Regions from separate parts of the Homo sapiens genome. Here region 1 is linked to region 2. A link is a contact called in ENCODE Hi-C or POLR2A ChIA-PET data. All regions are on one chromosome and are shown on one strand. Each heading gives the region's core, a stretch centred on a gene start or an enhancer-like site at or near the end of the contact. The rest is flanking DNA. Distances are from core to core; before and after follow the strand shown.

Region 1 (3,357 bases), core at 311-2,810, 44 kb after region 2:
CCCTGCCTCTTGGCTCAGCATCCCTCCTACACATGCCCAGCACTTGGCCTTAGGCAGGCCCCCAGTGGGAAATCCATGTCTGAGGCTGAGCTTCCGTCCTCTTTCCATACCTAGAACATTCAGAGCCTGTCCCCACCTCACCACTTGGTACTCACTGTCCCCCTGCTGAAGCAGATCTTTGCACAGCCACCTTCTTCATGTCATTCAGATTTCCGCTCTAATAAAGTGTTTCCTTCTCAGTGAGGCTCCCCGCCCTACACACTCCTTATTCAGCTACCATGTTGAATGTTTATTTTTGTAGCATGTCCAATGACTTGAGATGACCTTGCCCACTGAGTTATTTGCTCACATGTGGTTTGTCTCCCTGCCCCGACACCTTGTCAGTCCTGCCCCATAGATGATCGTGGAACCATTGAGGGGAAGAAGTGAAAGAAAGAGGACATCCCACTGCCCCCCATCACACCCAGTCCCCAGTCACCACCCATGTGGCCGCCGGCTCTCTGTCCCCACTCTTCAGGCCTGGCTGCCGGTCCCCATGCCCCACGCACCTTTCTGCACTTTCAGCCGGATGCTGATGGACATCACCTTCCTGCCACCCATCAGGGCACTGCATTGATAGTCCTGGCTCTGAATGAACTTGGCCCTGTGGATGGTGAAGCCATGCCAGGGCGAGAAGGAGTAGTTGGTGTGGCGCATGAGGGGCCGGCCACGCACACGCACCAGCGAGACGCCTGCTTCCAGCACCGGGTCTGTGAGCAGACAGGGCAGTAGTGCGTCCTGGTCCTCGAACACGACCACCTCCTGTGCTAGCACGTTCCAGGGCCGGGCAGGGTCTAGAGTAGAGGAGGGCACAGGGTTACAACTGCCCTCCCTCCACTGGGCCAAGGAGTACCTGGACATAGGTGACAAGGAAGCTCAGAGAGGCTGATCATTCATCTGAGGTCACACCACGCCAGGACAGTTCAGCGGATGCTTCAGCGTGGTGGCTCCAGAGTCAGGCGCACCTGGGCTCCAGTCTAGTCCCACTATGTGAGGCTGTGTGACCTTGGATAACCTCCCTGCACTTCTAGAAAATGCATCATCATAGACCCGACTTGCAGGGTTGTTGTGAGGACTGCATTACATTAGCAGCTCTTCCAGGTCCTTGCTCATAGCCAGCACTCAGTAAATGCAGAGCTGAATTGTTACGATTGTTAATTTTAGGGCCCATTGTAGTGGGGCCTGCCGGGTCAGGCCTCTTGGGAGGAGGCTCAGACTCCTCACCTTTGACATAGAGGTGGATGGCGGCGCTGCCTCCCAGGGGGTCTCCAGGCTCAGTGCAGCGATAGGTCCCCGTGTTTTGGAAGGTAGCGTTGTTGGTGCTGAGGATGCTGCTGGAGCCATCAGAGTACAGGGTCCAGTGAGGTGATGGGGGGCCATCCCATTCCACGCTGCCATTGCCCACACATCGCAAGGTCACCGTTGCTCCTGGCTTCACGACCAGCTCAGGGACACTGGGCTCTATCACTGGGATTCCCTGACCTGGTGGGAGAGAGGGACAGCAGACAGAAGTGAGGTCTAGGATGCGCCCCTTGGGCCGTCCTGACTCTGAGATGGGTGGTAGCTTGGCAGGGATGGTGCTGTGCCATCAAGGGACCACCTTGAACGAGCCCCTGCCCCCTGGTCATTTGCTCAGCTCCTAACCCTCAACCTGCTCAGGGACAGACTGATGTCTCTGATGTCCAGGAGGTCCCTCCTCTGAGAAAGGGGGCTTGCAGCTTGCTCAGCCTCTCACCCAGGCCTCTGTCCCCCTGGGGTCCTCAGCCTCCTGCCTCAGTCTTCCCTGCTGTGATGCCATCTTTCTACTCCCCAGGAATGGACTCTTTTAACCCTGTGTACAAAGTGGACGTATTTCTACCACCGAATGAAGAAACAAATGAATGGAATGTTCACGGCCAAGTCCTCAGCTTAATTCATATGGGAAAGAAAAAAAAAGAGATGTAGGATCTTAGCCCAGCAGAGTTAGAGAGGTCCCAAGAATCTCCTGGTGTGCCCGCTCCCACCAATGGACATCTGGTCTGCAGCACAGTGGGATGGGGAGGTGCCATGCCTCAGTTTCCCCACCTATAAAACAGGGACAATCATCGTACCCACTCATTGGTATGTTAGGCATTTTAAATGCATGGGAAGACTTTAGAACATCACCTGTCACCAAATAAATGGCTCAGTAAGAGTTAGTCACTATGTTTATTACCTAGTCTACACCCAGCAGCTCACCCCGGCACCCCCACACATCTGTGTTTACTGGGAAGCCAATCTCTTTTAAGGAAAATTTTCTTGAAGGAGAAAAGAGAACTTGAAACCCCTATCAGGCTGTCCGGGAAGAAGGCCCGTTGCCTCTGCAGCGTCAGCATTTTTCCAGGGCCTAAAATAGGGGCAAAGGAGGGAAGTGAGAGCTGATTCAAGCCTCCGAGGGGCTGCCAGGCGCCCCCCAGCCTGTGTGGGCGGAAACACATTGTTGGCGTCAGGCTCAGCCCCCGGTTTCCGCTCAGCCTGTGGCCCTTCTACAGGGATGTTCTCACTTCTGCTTCCCCAGCCTCCTAGCCACTCTCCTCTCTCCAGGCAGGGAGAGGGAGTGCCACTTGCGGGGCAGCTGTGAGGCTGGGCTCTGACGCTGACCCACTGGCTGACCCTGGCCATCCAACTCCTCAGCTCTGGCCCTTCCTCTTCCCAGTGATGGGGGCACAATGACAGGCCAGCCCCGAGGGCTTTCGGTGAATTCAGGGTATCTCCATTGTTCTCTGCAAACCCCCTTGAAATGGAAATTCCCCCTGCCCCACCATAGAGCCCAGAATTGGAAAGGTTTCCTCTCTCAAGTCCTTTCAGGATGGCTTAATTCACGTTTTGATTTTGTATTCATCAGAATGTGCATCCCTTCTCCCCAAGACTCTGATCAGCAAACGAGATTGAGTGAATTGTGAATACTGCCAAGCCTGCCACCTGGGGTTGTAGCCCTCCTATGCAGTGCAACTGCCAGGAAGAGGGACAAGTGTCATTTCTAGCAGCCTTTTTAGCAAATCTCAACAGAGCTGGGGCTGCCCTATCACTGCTGCAGCAATCTAGGGCCCCCAGGCCGGGGTTTTATAGCAGGAAACAGCTTGGAGTGTGGGCTCACACCAACTTGGGTTTGGATCTTGGTTCTTCCCTTACCAGCTGGGTTAGTTTCTTAACCTCTTTGAGCCTCAGGCTATTCTTCTGTCTGATGGGAATAATCCCAGCTCCCACCCCAAAAACTTCAGCTGAAGGTTGAGTGAGATGATGTATAGAACTACTCCTGCCCTGGGCACCTGCTTTAATTGCTACATTTCTAATGTCCCT
Region 2 (3,641 bases), core at 713-3,212:
TAAAGCACTGGTCAGAACCACAGGGATCTTCTTGTGTGTTGTCATTTGGAGCCCCCTGGTAGCCAGATGTTTTCACATCTCTGAGATGGAATGGTCTTTAGTCCTTTCTATCCTTCATCTCTGGCGAGAGTCACGGGACAGTATTCCTGCCAAGTGGTCTTCCAGCTGTGGTTTCATAGTCATGACTGAGAACACACAGCCTCTCGGGGCAGCTCATTCTAGTGTTAGTCAGCTCTTCTGTAGCCACTGATTAATTAATTCTCTCAGCCAGCCTATATTGAATGCCTGCTATGGGCCAGGCTTTCAGAGATGAATAGGACGTGGCCCTTTCCCTTGAAGAGCTTACAGTCTAGTGGGAGAGAAAGATAACCAAGCTATTACAAATGAAAGTTGTCATAGGTATGCGGAGTTAATAAAAAGCTCCTTATTAAGTGTCCTAGTCTGTTTTGTGTTGCTATAAAAGAATACCTGAGGCTAGGCAATTTATAAAGCAAAGAGGTTTATGTGGCTCATAATTTGGCAGTCTGTACAAGAACCATAGTACCAACATCTTTTTTGGTGAGGGCCTCAGACTGCCTCCACTCATGGTGGAAGGCAAGGGGAGCCAGCATGCATAGAGATCACATACAGAAAAAGGAAGCGAAACTCATTCACCACCTCCCTTGCTCCTGCCCCACGATAATCTACTCATGAGGGATCTGCCCCCCTGACCCAAGTACCTCCCTTTAGGACCTGCCTCCAACGTTGGGGATCACATTTCAACATGAGATTTGGAGACGGTAAACATCCAAACTATAGCATTAAGCATTTAACTTCTACAGAGCCATGTATAATATGTCCATCACATATGAATCAGTATCTTATGTGTGTCTCAGGCATCATGCTGGTTGGGAATCAGTAAATAAGCAGAATCCTACCCTTACTGAAGCGGGGAGGGTGGTGGTTTAGCAGCTGTCAGATGATGAATTCTGCAGTCAAGGGGTGCACTCAGAGAACACAAAGCGGGGAGTGATTTATGCTGCCTTGGCAAAAAGGATCAGGGAGAAGCTCCATTGAAGAGAGACCTGCTTGAGAAAGACCTATTTTTAATGAGTATTTCAGAACATTGTTCCTGGAAGCCTCTGACTGGTATACAAAATTACCTTGTACCCAGAAGCCACCGAGAATTAAAGACAGATAACTTTAAGCAGTGCAGATACTTGTTTATGTATCAAAACTATCATTCATAGAGCCTTCATTGCACCATAGGCATTGTGCTAAGTGCTTTACTTATAATATCTTACTTAATCTGTATAATGGCTCTAAGAGATTACTATTTTTATGCCCCATTTCACAGATGAGGAAATTGAGACTCAGAAAGATTAAGTAAATTGCCTTGGGTCCCACATACACAGCTGTTAAGTGGCATATCCAGAACTGAAACCTGGGTCTGTTATCCTCTAAACCCCATACCTGATGAATGAGAGCTAAGTGTTGAATCCATTACCAAGAGTTGTATATAATCCTCTCATTTACTGATACAGGTTGACTATCCTGTATCTGAAGTGCTTGATACCAGAAGTGTTTTGGATTATTTCATAATTTGCAATATTTGCAGAATACATACTGCTTGAGCATCCCTAATCCAGTGATTCAAAATCTGAGATGTCTAATGAGCATATCCCTTGAATGTTGTCTCAGTGGTCAAAAAATTTCAGATTTCAGAGCATTTTGGATTGGGGTGCTCAACCTGTAGAGAAACTGAGCCCCACAGAGAAAAATAACCAGCCTTTAGTCACACAGTGAGTTATTAGCTGAGCTGGTTAGGAACCTAGGTTTGCCACCTATCAGTCATGGGCCCCATCTGTCTGCTGCTCCCAGACTTTTATTATTTTAGCCTGAAGCTGGCTCTTTCTGCTCTGAGTGCTTGGTGATCAATCCACTCTCTTCCCAGGAGGTGAGCTCACCACTCCCAGATGTACTGAATGCCACAGAGCCCCTGAGCACAGCCCAGAGGGAGATCCAGCGCCAGTCCACACTGCAGCTGCTGCGCAAAGTCCTGCAGATTCCTGAGAATGAGTCAGAGCTGGCTGAGGTCTTCGCCTTGATTCATGAACTCAACAGCTCTCGACTTATCTTGTCCAACGTGAGTGAGGAGACAGTCACCATCGAGCAAACCTCTTGGTCGAATTATTATGAGTCTCCGTCCACGCAGTGCCTTCTCTGTAGCAGCCCATTATTCAAAGGGGGACAAAAGTAAGCACCCCTTAACTCTGCCCCTAGCTACCCCATCCCATTTGGCTCATACTGCTCTTTTCTTCAGAAAACATTAAAACTATAACTGTGAAGATGTTATTCTCTGCCGTTTTTAGGCTTCCTTTAACTTTCTGATTGCTGAAAGTAAAGTAATAATTGGTAATTATCATTTCTGTTGAAATGCCTGAAAGTTATCACCAGATTAGGATTTAGTTTACATCTGGACTGCCCCACACAATGTTTAGGTTTGGGAGTTCATTGGGATTGGTTAAATTATGTAATAAATTCAGAGTTACATTAATTGTAGGGATGATTCCACAGATTCCAACAAAGTGGAAATACCTACCTAGAAAATCCTAAGCTCCAGCAAATGAGAATTTGCCATTGATCACTGAGCCCTGGAACTCCATAAAGAAGTCTCTTTCCCTTCTTTTTTTTTGTTGGTGATGTTTCTGGTACTAGCTCCCTGGCTGGGCCCCAGGAGTGCTGGCTGCTGACAGCCAGCCGTCTGCAGACAGTGACTGCCCAGGTGAAGATGTGTCTGAACCCCCATTGTCTGGCCCTGCACAGCTTCATAGACATCTACACAGGTGGGTGCCAACCTTCTCTTCCCTCAGAGCATCCCAAAGCAGGCTTGGGAACTGCCTCTATGGATGAGACCTCTGGCCCTTTGAGGACTGGGCCTTCTCAGATGGGGCTTCTGAGGAAGGGGGAGTCTTCTTCCTAAATGTCTTAGTCCCACAAGATGACTTTTACCTCTCAAGTGTTGAAGCTCTCAACTGGGATCTTTAAAATAACAGATCTTCATTGTGGAAGGGCTGGAAAATGCAGACAAATAAAAAGAGGAAACAAAAAATCAAGAGCATTGCTACTGCCATGAGATAAACACTTATTTAACAGTGTGATCAATCTTCCAGAAATGTTTATTCATCTGTGCAGAATATAAGAAATTATAGGATGTATAGGTTTATAGTCTTTCTTTGAACAAAAGTACGGTTGTGCTAGATGTTGTTTTGGAATGTGCTTTTTAAACTTAGGGGTACATTGTGGGCATCTTCCTGTGCCAGCAAGTAGAGAAGTACATGACCATTTTTATAGGGATGTATGGTGCTCCAGTTTACACTTTTGTGATTCAGTCTTTGTGTACAGCCCTAATTTGTCTTTTGGACAAATACTCAGAAGTGGAATTGCTGCACATTTACCCTTTCCTCCCCTATTATTCATCAACATCAGGCATTTGTGGAACACTCACCGTGTACCAGCCATTTTAAGACTTTGGTTGAATCCTAAGTTTTGTTTGTAGAATTGAGTGCTGAAGATGAAAGTGTATTTTTGATGTATTCTCTTTGTCTTAGAACTTAATGGTGCTTTATTTTGAATTCATGTTTTTAATGTCTTATATTATT

Evidence for each region. A loop is a pair of places that touch in the nucleus more often than their neighbours do. ChIA-PET counts read pairs that join two places held with the same protein, here RNA polymerase II (POLR2A). Pooled maps may share reads with other maps.
Region 1: a loop to region 2 is called in a pooled map, with 5 times the contacts of the local background. The contact joins two enhancer-like sites. A Hi-C loop is called at or near these places in 1 of 168 maps with a recorded cell type or tissue (G401) and 2 of 50 pooled maps. POLR2A ChIA-PET finds 5 or more read pairs at or near these places in 4 of 52 experiments (BJ, CD4-positive, alpha-beta T cell, MCF 10A and 1 more).

Annotation. Positions count from the first base shown.
Region 1 is chr5:150,079,504-150,082,860 of GRCh38, forward strand. CSF1R (colony stimulating factor 1 receptor) reads right to left here. Exons shown (of 21, transcript NM_001288705.3): 2 at 1,264-1,521; 3 at 549-833. Among named protein-coding and RNA genes, the nearest start is that of CSF1R, 5.4 kb to the right of the region's middle. RefSeq lists enhancers at 2,141-2,782, 2,242-2,451. Within about 2 kb of position 1,561, at least 7 of the 41 ENCODE cell types and tissues checked have a DNase peak (open chromatin) inside an H3K27ac peak, as active enhancers do.
Region 2 is chr5:150,034,703-150,038,343 of GRCh38, forward strand. HMGXB3 (HMG-box containing 3) reads left to right here. Exons shown (of 20, transcript NM_014983.3): 12 at 1,934-2,235; 13 at 2,698-2,825. Among named protein-coding and RNA genes, the nearest start is that of HMGXB3, 36 kb to the left of the region's middle. RefSeq lists enhancers at 515-564, 685-894. Within about 2 kb of position 1,963, at least 5 of the 41 ENCODE cell types and tissues checked have a DNase peak (open chromatin) inside an H3K27ac peak, as active enhancers do.